Linked DNA regions of Mus musculus: region 1 is linked to region 2. A link is a loop called in an ENCODE intact Hi-C map of the cell type or tissue named here. Cell type or tissue: heart. All regions are shown on one strand. Each heading gives the region's core, and the rest is flanking DNA. Links, peaks and the distances in the headings are about the cores only. Region 1 overlaps Ccdc180 (coiled-coil domain containing 180). Region 2 overlaps Tdrd7 (tudor domain containing 7).

Evidence for each region. Hi-C counts contacts between places; a loop is a spot of excess contacts. Peaks named below come from ENCODE experiments on the same cell type or tissue, not always from the same donor. Only the 100,000 strongest peaks of a DNase experiment are listed, where the experiment ranks them.
Region 1: it touches region 2 in a loop (5-fold over the local background); 9 of 42 quality-filtered maps call a loop at or near these places.

The regions. Positions count from the first base shown.
Region 1 is chr4:45,938,106-45,947,282 of GRCm38, forward strand. It overlaps Ccdc180 (coiled-coil domain containing 180), which reads left to right. Exons shown (of 38, transcript NM_198660.2): 31 at 2,805-2,871; 32 at 3,678-3,819; 33 at 6,233-6,393; 34 at 6,836-6,973; 35 at 8,097-8,208. Among named protein-coding and RNA genes, the nearest start is that of Tdrd7, 30 kb to the right of the region's middle. In heart, for the core only: a CTCF peak has its summit at 3,821 (motif pointing right); a DNase peak (open chromatin) is centred at 3,846; H3K4me3 peaks cover 221 bases.
Region 2 is chr4:46,025,835-46,035,011 of GRCm38, forward strand. It overlaps Tdrd7 (tudor domain containing 7), which reads left to right. Exons shown (of 17, transcript NM_146142.2): 15 at 1-325; 16 at 3,813-3,973; 17 at 8,462-8,931. The coding sequence ends at 8,682. Among named protein-coding and RNA genes, the nearest start is that of Tmod1, 8.8 kb to the right of the region's middle. In heart, for the core only: CTCF peaks have their summits at 3,936 and 7,393 (motif pointing right); DNase peaks (open chromatin) are centred at 2,567, 3,147, 3,937 and 7,587; H3K4me3 peaks cover 1,041 bases; H3K27ac peaks cover 3,670 bases.

The DNA of each region.
Region 1 (9,177 bases), core at 410-8,409, 88 kb before region 2:
TATATATGGGTCCTTACAGCAAAATCTTGCTAGTGTATGCAATGGTGTCAGCGTTTGGAAGCTGATTATGGGATGGATCCCTGGATATGGCAATCACTAGATGGTCCATCCTTTCGTCACAGCTCCAAATTTTGTCTCTGTAACTCCTTCCATGGGTGTTTTGTTCCCATTTCTAGGAAGGGGCAAAGTGTCCACACTTTGGTCTTCGTTCTTCTTGAGTTTCATGCGTTTAGCAAATTGTATCTTATATCTTGTGTATCCTAAGTTTCTGGGCTAATATCCACTTATCAGTGAGTACATATTGTGCGAGTTCCTTTGTGATTGGGTTACCTCACTCAGGATGATGCCCTCCAGGTCCATCCATTTGCCTAGGAATTTCATAAATTCATTCTTTTTAATAGCTGAGTAGTACTCCATTGTGTAAATGTACCACATTTTTTGTATCCATTCCTCTGTTGAGGGGCATCTGGGTTCTTTCCAGCTTCTGGCTATTATAAATAAGGCTGCTATGAACATAGTGGAGCATGTGTCCTTCTTACCGGTTGGGACATCTTCTGGATATATGCCCAGGAGAGGTATTGCGGGATCCTCCGGTAGTACTATGTCCAATTTTCTGAGGAATCACCAGACTGATTTTCGGAGTGGTTGTACAAGCTTGCAATCCCACCAACAATGGAGGAGTGTTCCTCTTTCTCCACATCCTCGCCAGCATCTGCTGTTACCTGAATTTTTGATCTTAGCCATTCTGACTGGTGTGAGGTGGAATCTCAGGGTTGTTTTGATTTGCATTTCCCTGATGATTAAGGATGTTGAACATTTTTTCGGGTGCTTATCAGCCATTTGGTATTCCTCAGGTGAGAATTCTTTGTTCAGCTCTGAGCCCCATTTTTAATGGGGTTATTTGATTTTCTGGAGCCCACCTTCTTGAGTTCTTTATATATATTGGATATTAGCCCCCTATCCAATTTGGAATAGGTAAAGATCCTTTCCCAATCTGTTGGTGGTCTTTTTGTCTTATTGACGGTGTCTTTTGCCTTGCAGAAGCTTTGCAATTTTATGAGGTCCCATTTATCGATTCTCGATCTTACAGCACAAGCCATTGCTGTTCTATTCAGGAATTTTTCCCCTGTACCCATATCTTCGAGGCTTTTCCCTACTTTCTCCTCTATAAGTTTCAGTGTCTCCGGTTTTATGTGGAGTTCCTTTTATTAGTAGTACTAGAGAGTGGTTGTGAATGTGGGCCCGTGTATTTCACCGCGTGTGCCACCGAGTGTGTGTGTGTGTGTGTGTGTGTGTGTGTGTGTGTATGTGTAAGTCAGAGAACAAGTTTCAGGAGTTGGTTCTTTCCTGCCTTCTTTGGCAGGGTCTCTCATCTTGTTTCTGCTGTGTCCCGTCACTTCCTCCCATCTCATGATAGGAATGCTGGGGTTATAGCCTGGCACTTCATCTGGCTTTTTGTTTCCCTACATGGGATTGTGGGATCATGGGATCAGGTCTCGGGCTTTCTCTGCAATCACTTTTACCCGGGAGCCCTCTCTCTAGCTTTGGCTTACTGTTCACAATCTCTCTCTCTCTCTCTCTCTCTCTCTCTCTCTCTCTCTCTCTCTCTCTCTCTTCCTCAAATTGTTATTGTTTTTAGACAAGATTTCAGTAGTTCAAGCTGGCCTGGAACCCAAAGGTAGCCACAGCTGACCTTGACCTTGTAGTCTCATACTCCTGTCTTTGCCTCCTGCTGGAATTATAGGTGTGGTCTATCACGACCAGTTTGTTCTTTTCTCAGTGAGTACAGGGGACCAACCAGTGCAGGGGCCACCAGGCCACCAGGGCCTCTGATGAATACCACTCCTGTCTTAGTGTTTTACTTCTGTGAACAGACACCATGACCAAGGCAACTCTTATAAGGACAACATTAATTGGGGCTGGCTTATAGGTTCAGAGGTTCAGTCCATTATCATCAAGGCAGGAGCATGGCAGCATCCAGGCAGGCATGGTGCAGGAGGAGCTGAGAGTTCTACATCTTCATCTGAAGGCAAACAGAAGAAGACTGGCTCCCAGGCAGCCAGGAGGAATGTCCCTCAAAGCCAGCCCTCCACCCCCAGTGACACACTTCCTCCAACAAGGCCACACCTCCTAATAGTGCTGCTCCTGGGCCAAGCATATTCAACGTCACTCTATATCCAGGGTTAGAACTTGGGCACACTAAGATGCTTCCACCAAGTTGATTGGTGCAGATAGGCACTCATAAGTGGGGACTGTGTGTGGTCGAGAGCTCCATGGAGCAGGCACTCAGGGGAAACGTGTTCATCTTTACAGAAGCAAGAAGGAAGTGTTTGATTAGCTACTGTGCAAAATCCCTAGTTAGAGGTCCACTAGCTATTTCTGATTAGTTAAGGTTAAGTTTCATTTTTGTAGCCATCCACACATTCTGACCTCATGCAGGAAACTCCGGGACCAGACATATGTCTGTCTTATAATCTCCCAATCAGTGTCTTAAGTCCTTGGTAGATTTTACAGTCTGCTAAAAGAGACAGAGAGATTAATCAGCCAGTCAAACCAATCAATCCCCAAACCGCCGATCAGAGTGCGTCAGATGAGCTGAGTATCAGAATCAGGCAGAGTTAGGAACTGAGGAAGAAAAGGAACAAAGGATAAATGAGGATTGTGCTGTTCAAAGGGCAGTATTCCATAGTTACGATGAGTGACAGGGTTAGAATTGAACACTTCACATACTCTGTTGCTTGGTTTTGTCTACCTCGGTGCATGCAGAAGAGATGACTCACAGATCTGCCTTGTTGGTGTTGCAGGGATTTTAAAGGCATCATCCTGAATCTCCTGTGGGAGAGCAATGAGCACCTGATGGTCGTGGTGGAGGTGAGAGCCACTGCCCTCAGGCCCTGGCCTATCCTGGAAGCCCCCTCCAGCCCTCTCCACCCCTACCCCCATGCAGTCTGTTGAGCAGGCCACTCTACGATTCCAGTTCAGGACCTTGAACCTGTTGTCTGTTTGATTTGTTATTTTTGTTTTGTTTTTAACTTTTTCTCCTCTTGGTTTGTTTGTTTGTCTATTTATTTATTTATTTATTTATTTTGGTTTTTTCGAGACAGGGTTTCTCTGCGTAGCCCTGGCTGTCCTGGAACTCACTTTGTAGACCAGGCTGGCCTTGAACTCAGAAATCTGCCTGCCTCTGCCTCCCAAGTGCTGGGATTAAAGGCATGCGCCACCACTGCCCAGCTTAACTTTCCCTCTTGCACACTAAACATCGTTCATCAGTGTGGCATTTATTCATTTACTTAAGCTGCCAGCAAACATTCTTGGACAAAGTTTGTGTGTCAGTTAAAGAATATGCCAAGAGGAACAAACCCAACCTTGCCCCCAAGGGCCCCCACGGGCTGGGTTCTGCCAGGCAGGGCTCATCTGTCTTTGTGGTCACATCCTGTTGCTTTCTAGTGAACACACAGCGTTGTTCCAGTTTGAAACGCTATGGACTCGGGTCTCTAGAGTTAGGTAGGGGTTTGCTATCCACTCATTCAGGAATTCAACGTAATCTGTTTGTAGCCACGCTAGGTGGGCCTAGCACACAGAGAAGGTCACGCCAGCAGAGGGCGAGTACATAAAGACTCAGAGGTGTGGATCAGGATAGACCAATGGGGCCACACATGGTCACCTCTCTCTGGCAGGATTTTTACCGTAAAGAGAAACGCCCAGTCACAAGGCCTGAATGCATGTATGAGAGCTTTGACCAGTGCGCCGACCACATCAGCAGGAAGATCCTAGAATATCACCGTCAGGCGGACGAGTACCACAACTCCTGCCTTCTGGGTAAGTGCAGTTATGCCGGGAGGCCAGCAGAGGGAGCATTGGAGTAGTTATGGCGGGGAACCCAGGGTGGGCCTGAGCCCACCTTCCCCTCTGACTCAGAGGAGTCAGGAATAGCCCTGTAAAAAGTCAACCTCTTGGAGTTAAGAGAACGCCACTGTTAACTTTAAGTGAGTTGAAAAGAAAGAAAGAAAGAAAGAAAGAAAGAAAGAAAGAAAGAAAGAAAGAAAGAAAGAAAGAGAGAAAGAAAAGAAAGGAAGGAAGGAAGAAAGAAAAAAAGAAAAGAAAAGAAAAGAAAGAAAGAAAGAAAGAAAGAAAGGAAAGAAGGAAGGAAGGAAGGAAGGAAGGAAAGGAAAGAAAGAAAAGAAAGAAAGAGAGAGAGAGAAAGAAAAGAAAGGAAGGAAGGAAAAAAGGAAGGAAGGAAAGAAAGAAAAGAAAGAAAGAAAGAAAGGAAGGAAGGAAGGAAGGAAGAAAGGAAAGAAGGAAGGAAGGAAAGAAAGAAAAGAAAGAAAGAAAGAAAAGAAACAAGGAAAAAGGCTAGAGTTTCATTGTTTTTTCAGGAACATTGTTGGTTTTCCACTTTGTTTCTGTTCACCCATGAAGTGTATGTTCAGTGGCTTTCAGTTCATTTCTAGAGTTGGAGGACTGTCATTGCTGTCAATGTTAACCCCCATCAACCTATCCCCTCCCAGACCCAAGCAGCTGTCTGTAATTCCTTGAGAATGGATTCGTGTGGCCCTTTCTGACTGTCTTCTTTAGTTTTATGGAATGTTTTGAGGCATGCTGTGGGTTGTTTGATACCTCTGGGCATATCGATCTCACTTTCTTGATCTCTACAGTATGATTTCAGAGGTAGCAGGGGGAGGTATGTCGGAGATGGGGGGATCAGGAGGCACCCAGACCTGGGGTCAAAACTCAGGCCTGTTATCTGCCAGCTGTGCAACTTTGGCAAGGTGATTCTACCTCTCTGAGCCTCCGTTTTCTTGTCTGTAAGCCAAGGAAGGCTTCTTTGGTGATTAACCCCTCACAGAGAATGACCGGACATAGCCCGTGACTGTAGAATAGGTAAAATCCAAGCCATAGACTACATCTTCCAGCAAGCTCTGAGGGAGCCCAATCTCTATGGTTATCCCCGAAGTAAAGGCACTGAGGCCAGGTGTTCTTGGGAAGTACCATGGACTGTGTTCCTCTTGTAGATGTCTAATCTGCTGGTGGAAACTTCTGTCCCCTTTTTTGCAGCAGCCCAGCACCCTCTCTGTATCCTATTGAGGACATAGAAATCATCAGATTTTTGGTATAAAGTATGGTATTTGGGGCATACAATATTTTAAAGTGTTGTAAGTATGAGACACACAAAAGCCAAAAATCAAATGGGAATAGGAACTATGATAAACAGAGCAGAGACCCCGACTGCTGCCTGACACCCATGGGACCCGGAGCCTCCTCTTCCATAGTCAGGGCATTGGGAATAGGAGACACATGCCAAGACCATCCAGTGTGGGATGTTCCGAGTGAAGCTGAGACTACACAGGGCTCTCCCTGCCTTTGCCTCCGCCCTCAAGCTCCCACAGATGAAGTTCCCAAAGTTCTCCCTGTGATTGCAAAGCACTCGGAGCCAGAGGCACAGAACAAGAAGATCTCAGACCCCGAAGGAACACCAGAGACAGCTAGTTGTGCGTGGTAGTACACAGTTTTGATTCCAGCACCGGGAAGGCAGGGTTTCAAAGTCAAGGCTAGCCTGGGCTACACAGTAAGACTGGAGGAAGAATTTTAAAAGAGGTAGAAGGGGATGGAGGGGGAAGAGCAGGAGAGAGGAAGTGGGAGGGGTCAGGAGTGAAACACCAGGCACAGGATACAAGATGATGCGCTTGTAGCGAGAGGAAAGAGGACATTGGAAACGCAAGGATGAAGATCCTACAAAAATGACAGATTTGATACCAAAGAGAACGAAGTAGAACTTCTAAAAAGGAAACATCAAGAGCTGACAACTTAAAATGATGAATGGGTGTTCGCCCAGGTGATGCGTAGCTGAATGTGGAGTTAGTGAGCTGGAGGGCAGATGCAGAGGGGAACTATCCAGCAAGACAGGGAGATGAAGACCTGAGAAGTAAAGAGTCAGGCGTGAAAGAGTAGGTCTCAGCACGTGTCATCCGGAGGTGCAGGAGAGGGAGACAAGGTCAAGGCAGTGCCTGAAGAGGTCATAGATGGGAACTTGCCCATGACGATACACACAACACATTTTAAGCACACAGAGAATCCCTCTGAATTTCCTATCTTGGCCTGCCTGCGGAGCTCCTTTGGTTGGAATAGGTCTTATCCCACCAGAGACCCATGTTTTCTCCCTTTGTTAGAGACATGGCCGCAGCAACTTCCATCTCCCCTGTCCATCCCTGATCCCTCCCCTCGATTCCTGCAGAGTTGCGTGCCCAGGTGAGGAGGTTTGAGGAGCTGCTGCCCCAGGTGTGCTGGCTGGTGACGGAGAACTACAAGGAACAGCACTGGGGCAAGTTTTGCGCATCTCTGAAGGAGGTCCAGGAGCAGTTTGAGCAGCAGCAGAAGCAGCTAGAGCTGGAGAAGGTGAAGGTCACAGGGCCAGGGGTGCAGGGAGTTGAGATTGGAGACAGGTCACGAGCAAGGCTGCTGGGGACAGGGATGCTGGCAAATTCGTAGCTAAGCCAACACTCATCGGCAGAAGGCACTCCCCAAACTCTGGGCCGTATGTGAAATCTTTGATAGGGCCTCGGTCATTGATATCAACAACAGTTGGACCGTTTTCCTTGGTGCGGTGGGATATGATTGGTGCTGTTTATTGTCTAAAGGTCCAGATGGTGCTGGAGCAGGTACTCAGCTCCCCTGCTTTCCAACCCTCTGAGTACCAACCACACTCCTACCTTCCCACACTCAGATCACACTCATAGGACATACCTGTCTGCATGTGGCCCTAGCTGACAGACGACATCCGTCCTGATTTCAAGTCTGGGTCGAAATCTCTGCTCATTTCTGCCTTGTTTGATTGAAGGATGAAAATGCTCGGAAGCTCCATCCAAATCTTGGCCACCCCACATACATCAGTCAAATGGAGTCACTACAAATGGCGGAGGAGCTGAGGCAGCAGGAGCTGAACCGGATGATCCACGAGAACCAGGAGAAGATGGAGGTGAGGGTTGCCATTCGGTCTCCACCCCAGGTGCTCAGGGCCATGCCGCCCTTCAGAGAGCTAGGCCTGATGGTTAGTACCCGATCGTGTGTTTGTTTGAGACAGGGACTCTCTCTATAAGTCCTGGCCGTCCTAGAACTTGCCAAGTAGACCAGGCTGGCCTAGAACTCACAGAGTGCCTCCCAAGTGCTAGGATTAAAGGCAAGGGACACCACACTTGGCCGTACTTTGATTTTAAATTATTTACAAAAACTAGTAATGACTGTTTTCTTCAAGATCCATACCTACTTTTATTTTCTGTTTGGTGAGTTCTCTGTGTTTGTACCTTGGCCATTTCTGAAGTGTGTGGGTATGTGTTCGTGTGTGTGTGAGTTCACGTGTGTGTGTGTGTTCACGTGTGTGTGTTCGTGTGTGTGTTCACATATGTGTGTGTGGTGTGTGTTCGTGTGTGTGTGTTCACATGTGTGTGTGGTGTGTGTGTTCACATATGTGTGTGTGTTCATATGTGTGTGTGTGTTCATGTGTGTGTTTGTGTGTGTGTTCACATATGTGTGTGTGTGTGGTGTGTGTGTGTTTGTGTGTGTGTTCATGTGTGTGTGTTCGTGTGTGTGTGTGTGTGTGTGTGTGTGTGTGTGTATGGTAGGGGGACATCCATGTGAACACATGCATGTCCATATGGAAGGCTGATGTCAGTGGAGGGTGTTGTTCTTCAAGAACAGTCACCCTGCTTTATGAGACAAGGTCTCTCACTAAACCTGGACTCTAGACTAGGCCAGAGAGCCGCAGGAACCCTGTCTCTGCTTCCCCAGTGCTGGGATTTGTGGGGGCACATACCATCGTACCCAGCTCTTTTTGTGAGTGTGGGAATTGAACTCAGGTTTTCATGCTTTGATGGCGAGTACTTAACCCACTGGGATGTTTCTCTAACTCCTCCGAATCCTTTCTTAGTTTCAAACCAGATCAGATGTTGGGAGAGATCTCTGGGCTCCAAGGACCAGTGCAGCTGTTCACACGATGTTGGGGTTGCCTCACCCGTTGGCTCTCCCTGGAGTCGTTCTACCCACCTCCTGCTAGCCTGGTAGTGGCTTGTTTCTGAAGTCCATTTTCACTCTGTTTCTTCCAGGAATTTGCCAAGAAGTATGCCCGCTTCTTCATATCAAATTTGGCCTCCTTCACAGAGAGGTTTCTGATGCAGCTGGATGAAGTGATTACCATAGATGACATCCAGGTCCCACGTACGTGGCACATCAGCCTCAGGCCGTGGCCCTAAGGGGTCACAAGGCGTACGGGGGTTGGGGCTTAGGGGTGTCTGCTGTCCCTCAGTCAGGGTGAAAGCATTTTCTTCAGTGAGCGGTGTTCTGGCCCCAGAATGATGTACAATAGCCACACTCATAGCTTTGAGTATATACCAAGCCAAAGTAGCAAGGTAAATAGCAGCTTGCAGGTAGTTCAATAGACAGATAGCAAAACATCATCACACAGAGCTCAAAACATCCAGCTGGGGAAGCCCCACTGAGGCACTCATCTGGAGCTTCTGATGGGTGATCCTGGACAGGGCAGGGCATCTCCTCAGCTGAGGCTTCCGTTACCAAACTTGGAAGTTACAATCTGTTCCCCCAAGTCAGATCTTGCCTCCTGTCCTCAGTCAGCCACTAAACTAAGTGAAAAGCAGAAAAAGGAGATTTGCTCAGAAAAGGGACAAAGAGATCCTGCAAAGCCCCAAATCCATCTTCAGGGCCCTGAGTTGGGGTTGAAGTTTAAATAAAAGGCCAAGTGTGTGCACCTCTCCCCACGCCAGGTAAAAGTGGTCCCCAGCCCACCACTGGCGGTCTAAGTTCTCAGGACTGCACAAAATCTCTGTCCAGGAGACATGCTCCTCGCTGGCGGAGGCCTTTTCCTTCTCCCAGAATGAGATTTCTAAGATTTTCCTATTACTTGGGGTCCACTGTTTCAACTGGTTGAGAGACAGGCTGACAGGCAGTGTGGCTCTAGAAGCTCTCTGCTTCTACCAGGCCAGTTACCACGCCAGGTACAAAAGCAGAGCAACAGATAGAGGCATCAGGTGCTGACAGCATCCGACAGACAGAGGCATCAGATGCTGACAGCATCCAGTCAGGCCATCCAGGGAATTTGAAGCCAGGGCCTGGGGTTCTCCACTGAGGCCTCTCCCATGGATGGGGTCCCTCTGGCTCCTCTTTCTTACT
Region 2 (9,177 bases), core at 535-8,534:
ATGGTGGCACACCTGCTCCGGGCAGCCCTGCAGAGAGTCTCAGAAAGAGCCACCCAGAGGTTATCAAGAAGTCTGTCCTGGACCATACCAGCTCTTTCTCCTTGGAGGAACTGCCCCCTCCTGTCCACCTGTCAAGGTCAGGGGAACACATGGATGTGTATGTGCCTGTGGCCTGTCACCCAGGCCATTTTGTCATCCAGCCCTGGCAGGAGATCCATAAGCTAGAAGTGCTGATGGAAGAGATGATCCTGTACTACAGCGTGTCCGAGGAGCGCCACATAGCGGTGGAGCGAGACCAAGTGTACGCAGCCAAAGTGGAGAATAAGTATGTCCTGGGCAGAGCTTGTTCTTCTAAGAGTATAGAGCTCATGAGGGTCCTTAATGTGTCCAGCGAGATTTGGCCTGAACAAATGAGAATTTTGAATGAAAAATGGATTTAGAAAATTGTGCAAATTTTGTGATGTTTAAAGAAATACATGTAAAAATGTACTAACCATTTTCATGTTAAAAGTTAGTGTTACATTAGCCGGGCGTGGTGGCGCATGCCTTTAATCCCAGCACTCGGGAGGCAGAGGCAGGTGGATTTCTGAGTTTGAGGCCAGCCTGGTCTACAAAGTGAGTTCCAGGACAGTCAGGGCTATACAGAGAAACCCTGTCTCAAAAAAACAAAAAAAGAAAAAAGAAAAAAAAAAAGTTAGTGTTACATACATAAAATGAAGTTTTTTTTAAATTAAATGTTTATTGTGGAAAACTTAGAGGAGAAAAAAAACATTAGAAACTAAAACTAGCTCCCAAACATAGCATTTTTTAGCTACTTCTGTAATCTTTCCAGTTTGGTCTGTATATCTGTATCATTGATATGCTGTTATAAAGTTGTACTTGCTTTTCAAAAACTCTAGTAGTCTGTGCTAAAAATTCCTCAGAAACAGTTTGTGGCTGAGTGATTATCTGTCTTAAGGGGAAAGCAAAATTAGCATTTTTTTACTTAGGTAGATTCTCCCAGGTCTTTTGAGTATTATAAATAATAATAGTCAATATTATAAAGAATAAACCATTGCTTCCACCTCTGGTTATTCAGTAAGAGTCTCTGGAAAGAAACTGTTAGTTGAAAGATGCAGATTCCCAGCACACACTGGGGTTGCTTCCTGGCAATTGTGAGCACCATTTTAGGGAGTGGCGTGCATTGATTGTTCCCCGCACCTGTGCCCTGGTACAGGATCTGCCCCAGTGGAGCACAAGCCCCCCCACTTCACACTACACATGCCACTGGGGCTTAGGAAATGAAGAGCCAGCCGAGAGAAGATGAGCTTCTTAATGCTGAACACAAATCCCCACCCTGTTTTCCCTCCATCACTCCCCCAACACACACACACACAGAGTTTAAAAAAGGTCACAATGTTAATTTTTTTTACACAAAATACTTCCTTTCTTAAGATAGTCAACATATATGCATATATAAAAATGTCATTTTTATGAGAGAAAAAAACAATTTTTAACTCTTAAAATGTGGAAAAGAATAATAGTGCTCATTTTGAAAATCATGAGCCTGTGTCATGAGCTTTTCACTGTATAATTCATTGTGTCACTTCATTCACTACAAGTAAGCGTAAGTAGGGTTGACACTCAGTTTGTATGAGTCTGTCTTAATCAGTCTTCCCAGGTAACTTAGTTCTCATGCAGATGGCATCAGAGGGTGGATGAGTGATGTTGGTGTTGGCTCGGCCAGCCAGGAGAGGAAGAGTTGCCCCTCCGGCTCTCCAGCATACAACCGGGGCAGCTCTGCACCCGCACTCCGGAGCTTTAACCAGCTAGCTGTTCATGGATAATGGATATTTTATAGATAAGATAATATTAATGATTTTTTTATTTTTATGCGTTAACCAGTGTTAAGTGTTTAAAGAGCTTCTATCTTACTTAAGACTCTCAACTGTTGAACTTTATTCCCAGCTATGGCAAGCTAATGCATAGGAATTCGATACGGTTTTTAAATTGTCATGGTCTCCAAATCTCTTAGTGAGAAGCACTTGGAAACACATTAAAGCCCTATCCTCCTTTCTTACCCAGCCCCTGAGTCTAACCCTCAGGAAAAGGCCCAGCATCTGCGTTTTTTAACACTCTGGGTTATGACTGCTCTGGAGTTGATATCTAGTCCAGTCTGAGCCTCTGTGTAGTAATCACCGGGCTTCAGAAGTTCAGCTGAGCAGAAATACACCCGTTTTCTGCAGTGCTCTTTTTATTCCTCTGTACTCAGTGGACTGGAGACACAGAGCGCCATCCCTGGCCCCCTGTAGCTCACTGATGATGCTGTGGGTAGAGACCAAGTGTATTTATTGTACCCCTTTGAGCAACCTGCAGCCTGCAGCCTGGCATCTCTACCAGGAAAAATCCCCTCCAGTCTGGTCTGCAGTTTTCACTGAGTTATCTGCAAATGGTGGCTGGCACTTTTAAATGCCTATTGTAACGCCAAGTATCGAGCTAGACACTTGGAAACAAAAAGTAAACCGTTACACAGGAGACAGCTGAGGCTCAGGCCAGTGTGACACTGCAGGGCTATGGGCCAGGGCGATTTCCGTTCCTGTGTGCTTGGCTCCCAACCCCCAGCTGTTTGTCATGAATCCTTTCTGTATCCCAGTTGTCTGTGAGATACATACATTCTTGCTTACTGCATCTTAGACCAAGGTTCCTGTGTTCCTTAGAAGCCCTCAGTCACATACAGGGATTAAAACTGGCCTCGTTGTAAGCTACTAGCTGTTTCACCCTGGGCTTGCTTCAGGTTTCTGGCTGATAAACTCATTGCAGAGAATGCTTGGTCCTGCCACCTGAGGTCCAGTCCATGTCAAACAGAGAGAAAACACATTTGTTAAGGAGAAGAGAGAACTGAGAATGGGAGGGGCTCCAAAGGAGGATACCCAAAAATAATGTTTTGTTCAGAACTTTTGATCTCTTCCCCAAACAGCCACCGAGTCCTCTGCCTTCACAAGTCCTCACTCTGGCCTCCCTGGCATATCTGCCCCTGCAACCATCATGTCCCCTCAGCTTTTCCCTGCTCTTAAGCAGCTCTCTGGCTTCCCCTCATCCTACCTGCGACTCTCTTTTCATCGTGCAGACATAGACCATACATCAGATGTGGCCATCTTGTGTCTCCACAGAGTGAGGGATCCCTTGCCTTGTCCTGACCACCCCCATGGCATCTGTTTCAGCCTAAAGAGAGTGACAGTGCAAGAGCCACTGCCTTTGCGTAGCCCCATGAGGCCTGTAAAACTCCAGCCTGTATCAGAGAGGATCCAGGGCCACAGCAGGCAGTGCTAACCTCTGGGGAGAAGCAGCCACAGTTGCTTCCAAACTTCCATGGCTCATTTGTGTGTGTGTGTGTGTGTGTGTGTGTGTGAGTGTGTGTGTGTGTGCATGTGTGTGTGTGTGAGTGTGTGTGTGTGTGTGAGTGTGTGTGTATGCGTGTGCGTGTGAGTGTGTGTGCGTGTGTGTGTGTGTGAGTGTGTGTGTGTGCGTGAGTGTGTGTGTATGCGTGTGTGTGTGTGTGTGTGTGAGTGTGTGTGTGTGTGCGTGTGTGTGTGTGTGTGTGTATGTGTGTATGCGTGTGTGTGTGTGTGTGAGTGTGTGTGTGTGTGTATGTGTGTGTGTGTGTATGTGTGTGTGTGAGTGTGTGTGTATGCGTGTGTGTGTGTGTGTGAGTGTGTGTGTGTGTGTGTGTGTGTGTGAGTGTGTGTGTGTGTGTAGCATATAGTGCTTGTTTCCCTTTGGAAAGGGTGCTGACTTGGCCTGTTTTTTCTCTTTGTAACCCAATGTGTCCGTAGGTGGTACAGGGTACTTTTAAAAGGAATCCTGACCAATGGGCTGGTGTCTGTGTACGAGCTGGACTACGGCAAGCATGAGCTCGTCAACATAAGGAAAGTGCAGCCCCTAGTGGACGTGTTCCGAAAGCTGCCCTTCCAGGCGGTCACCGCTCAACTGGCAGGTAATTTCTGCAGTGGGGCTCAGCTATAGTGGGGCTTGCACTCTGCTTGGTGCTAGGTTTTTAGTGAGTGCAGGGTCACTAGTTAGCCTGCTGTGTGTTGCTTCAGCTTTTTAATGCTAGCAGCATCCTGTCCTCGGTGATCATTTTCATGGCCAGTCTGTTCCCCTGCCCCCCCCCCCCCCCACTTTTTGACTTGGTTTGCATTGCCTGATAAATTCCTAAAGCTGCAATCCTGGGATAGATAGCGATGTTGCTTGGTTTTCCTCACTCACAGTCTCCCTGTTTGGGGGACTATATTATCCTATGGGCTAGTTGTCATTTCCCCACCCCCAGAACTGCAGATTGAACCGCGCATCGTTTGTGGGAATGCTAAGTACAGCCTGAGCTATACCCCTACCTCCTGCAGCTTATTTTGATGAACATAAAGCATTCCATTGACCCAGTATTTCCCTGGTTTGAACAGTAATAAAAACAAGCAAAAGGTAACAGAAACTTTCAGCCTAAATAACCAATAAGCACAAATTAATTATTTTTAATTCTAAACTTAGTAACTGCTACACAATCACAAGATTGTGTAAGGGCTAGTGAGTTTCTTGTTTGCATCATAGCACAGCTTATAAATGTGTAACTTCACCACACAGTGACATTTGGTATGCTTATTTAATGGCTCTACACTGGACACTGCTTTGTATGTTGCCTCATGAAGTCTTCCTCTGCCCTTTGAGAGACAGTTCAGATGTGGCTCCCCTATGAGTGACCACTGGGCCCCCTCAGTTTGAACAAAAGGCATGGAGGCCAGCAGAACACCTGTGCTTCTGGGTCCTCAGTGTCCTGCCATGCTGGGACAGTGTGGCCTTGCAGCCTCCTTGAGCCACTTGATGCCTTCGCTGCTGCCTGAGGCCCTGGCCTTTTGTACCCCATATGTGGGGCAGTTGGGGGACGAGGTGCAGACAAGGGTGGATGTGAATTCTCTGCTGGTTGCCCAACCTCTAGTGCAAGATCATTCTGAGATCCTTGCCCTCTGCCCTGTGCCTGACTGCTAGGATTCAAAGCAGCTTCCCATGGCGGTTGCATGTAAAACACAAACAGCACTTACACAGCACTTTGTCTGTGCCATGGCCACTAGTCAGTCTGGGCTTGCAGTAGTTTCTTCAGATTCAATACTAGCTTTTCCTTCATTTCCACTTTGAATGCCCAAGTTTACCCAATAGCATGTTCTGTCAAATATGGCATCTCACTGCCAAGAGGGTTCTCTGAGGGATGGGTGCCTAGTGTCCCTGCTGTTTTGACAGGGCCTTCAGAGTGTGCACACGCGCGCACACACACACACACACACACACACACACACACACACACACACAGAGCTTTCTACTGTCCTAACCCACACTGCTGTAGATCTCCCCCTGAGCACCCTCTTGCAGTGCACCACACTGTCTGATGTGAATGCTGTGTGTTCATTTTCATTTAGCTCAAATATTTTGAAATCCCTTTGGGGACTCTTTGGCCTGTGAGTTAGAATTGTGTTATTTCTTCTTGATGTCCTGCGATTTTTTTTTTTTTTTTTTTTTTTTTGCTAGCTTTCTGTTAATCTCCATTGTGGTTTGACCAGACATTGTGTGGTTTTTGTTGTTTTGAATTTGTTCAGGTGTTTTATGTCCCAGAATATGAGTCCATGAAAACTTGAGAAAAATTATAATCTGCTGTTAGTGGATGAGACCTGTAGATCTAACAAGTGTTGAGTTTAGTGTGTCCTGCTGGAGCTACCCCTACCCTGTGTGTGTGTGTGTGTATGTGTGTGTGTATACAGGTATGCTGGTGCCCATACCTGTTTTTGTTCCTGTTGAAAACAGAGGTCAATGCCAGGCATCCTCCTGTTTTGCTCTGGACCTGGTATCTGGAGTCAAGGTCCTCTCACTGGATGTGTGTATTCAATGTGTTGATGAGAGGACAATGTCGGCTGTCTTCCTCAACCACTGCCCACCTTATTTTTCTTAAGATGAGCTCTCACTGAACCTGGGCCTGAGTTCCTAAGCTGGCTAGCCAGCAAGTTCCAGGGCTCCATCTACCTGCCTGTGTCTCCCTAGGGTGCAATTGTGAGAGTGCAGCACACCTGCCTTTCACTTGCGTGCTGGGAGTGCACACCCTGGTAGGTTCTTTACAACCAAGCTGGGTCCTAGCTTTCCAGGCTAATGGTAAGTAGTGTTATTCTCCATTGCAGTTAGTGGCAGTACGTCATGGACTTTATAAAACAACTTCGTCCTTAGGGAAAACAGTTACGTCCTCCTCCCCTCCATGACAACTCTGACTGAAGCCATTGATTTGCATATATATTACTAATTTGCATAATCAGCTACTTTGATGCTAATAATATGAATGTACTGTTTTCTACTGCTAGATCCGTTACAAATAAGAATGGCTGGGCACTTGCCTGTAACTCCAGCACTAGGGAGACTGAGGCAGGAGGATTGTGAGTCTGAAGCCAACTTGGGCTACATAGTGAGACATAATCAAGCCTCAGAAGCGAACAGTGTGACTTCCCCTCGTCACTCTGTGGCTCTTTCTCTGATGCGTTCGCTCTCTTCCTCTCCTCAGACCCGGGTTTGCTTTTTCCTCTGAAGGTCTTCCTCATTGCTTCCGAAGCAGCCTATCAGCAGACTCCACCCGGTTTTTACTTGTCCACAGTCTGTTCTTCCTCCTCCTCTTTTGTTTTTCTTTTCTTCTGCCCCTCCACATCCCGCCTCTCTAGATGAACCCAGTGCCTGCGAAGCACTGGGCCCTGCACTGTGAGGGCTTCTTGGGCAGGGTAGCTGTGAGCTTTTTCCTTCTCCACTGCCGCACTTTATTCCTGGGCTCTCCAGTGCAGTGCGGTGCGGTGCAGTGCGGCTGCAAGTCTGAGAGTCTGTCCCACTGCACCTGAGCTGCTTCCCCTCCTTCGGCTTCTTCCCCAGCTTTCACTGATTTTAGGTTTTCTGACGTTGGGTGTGATGTGCAGAGCTCTGTGTGTGTGTGTGTGTGTGTGTGTGTGTGTGTGTGTGTGTGTGTGGTATGACTCGGACCGGAGGTCCCCAGCTCACTGGCAGTGTTTGTCCCCTTGCCTCCTTCCCTCTCTCCCTTCCCCGTTCCCACTACACTGACCCTCACACTGTCCCAGTTGTCACAGTTCTGACTCCGTCCCACCACCCCAGCCTTCTCTCTGCTTCAGTCTTAGAAGCTTCTCCTGTTGCATGCTTGCGATCAGAGACTCTTTCCTGGCCCCGTCTGCCCGGCCAGTGAGCTTAGCAGACTTCTTTCAGCGCTTTTGTTGGTTTTGTTCCCAGCATTTAAATTTTTTCTTTCCACTTTTCTAAAAATTTCCATATTTCTATTAATCATATTTTTTCTCTTTGGTGCCAAGCATGGGCACATAGGCAAGCAAACCCTTTCCCACTGGGTGGCATCCCACCCTCCCTCTGTTCTCATGTGCAGCCTGTCTCCTCCATTGAAGCCCTCAGTTGTCACTCAGGGTTACTTTAAATTCCTGCCTGGTCACTCCAGCATTCCTGCCTTATCTGCTGATTCCAATGGTTGCTCAGTCTCTTCAGACTGTGGGCGTGGCCTTTAGAGTCACTTGGTGGAGGTGAACATGATGCACTGGTAAAAGGCATTTCTGAACAGGCCCTCAGTGGTGAGCGTGTAAGGGGGTTGGGACTGGGGAGTCTATAGTCCCATAGCCAGGTGCCACCATGAGTCCTGGGTGAGCCTATGCCTCCAGACTGTGAGCTTCACTTCCTCCCAGGAGTCCCTCTTATGGGGAGCAGGATGGCTGTAGGCAAGAGGGAGCCTGCGTAAGACCTGCCTGAGCATTCCTCGGATCCATGGGCTCAGATGAAACATTGCGCTCTTCTCTATGGCTCTCTGTTGTTGTAAGAAATGACAGTGTGGGGCTGGAGACATGGCTCAGTGGTTAAGAGCACTGACTGCTCTTCTAGAGGTCCTGAGTTCAAATCCCAGCAACCACATGGTGGCTCACAACCATCTATAAGGGGATCTGATGCACTCCTCTGGTGTGTCTGAGGGCAGGTACAGTGTACTCATATAGATAAAATAAATAAGTCTTTTTAAAAAGAAAAGCAAGAAATGACAGTGTACATAGATCATATAACCACGCTTTTCTGTTAATTCAGTGTTGGTCCTGACATTTTCCCCTAGCTATCTCAATTCTAAAACTTTATAATTTAGGTATAGGAAATGGGTGTGGTCATCACTACCCTGCTTTATACACAGCACGGTCGTCTCAAAGGGAACATGTGTCTGCAGGTAGTCTCACCTTTATTCACGATAGACAAGCTGTGAGCTGAGGAGCTTTGGGCTGCTATTCTCTGCCGTAGGCAGGTCTAACCTGGAATACTTGAAGTACTTTGTAACTGACTAAACAGTTCTCCCGCCCAGTGGCTCAGAGAAAGGCAGGAGTGGCCACTCACTGCCCCCTCACCCCCTGTCTTCTCCTAGGCGTGAAGTGCAGCCAGTGGTCGGAGGAGGCTTCGATGGTGTTTCGAAATCACGTGGAGAAGAAAGCCCTGGTGGCGTTGGTGCAGACAGTTGTTGAGCACACTAATCCTTGGGACCGGAAAGTGGTGCTCTATCTCGTAGACACGTCGCTGCCCGACACTGACACCTGGATTCATGACTTTATGTCACAGTATCTGCTAGAGCTTTCGAAAGTTAATTAATCACTGCTTGAGATGTTGACCGCTAATGAGATTGTTCTCAAAGCAATAATACAAAATGTGTAGGAGGGTCTTAAAACATCTTATTTTTACTACATGGCTCTGACTGTTGTGGAGGATTGAAAAGAATATGCTTTGTTTGATGAAAGATATTTAACAAGTTTTGTTTAATGCAGTTGACTTTTCAAAGAAAAATTGCACTTGAATTATTAATATAATATTAGAATAAAATGTTTAGCAATATAAAACCTGATGTCTTAGTTTGCTTTCTATTCTCTTTTGTACACCATGGCCAAAAAGAAACTTCCGAGGAAAACCCTCTCCAGAGGAAAGCAAGGCAGGAACCGAAGCACAGGCTACAGAGAAGCGTTGCTTCCTGGCTGTTCCCCGGGGCTTGCTTAGTCTGCTTTCTTATAGAACCCAGGACCACAGACCCAGGGGGCTGGGCCCGTCTGCATCAGGCATTACTCAAGACTACAGGCCAGTCTGATGCAGACA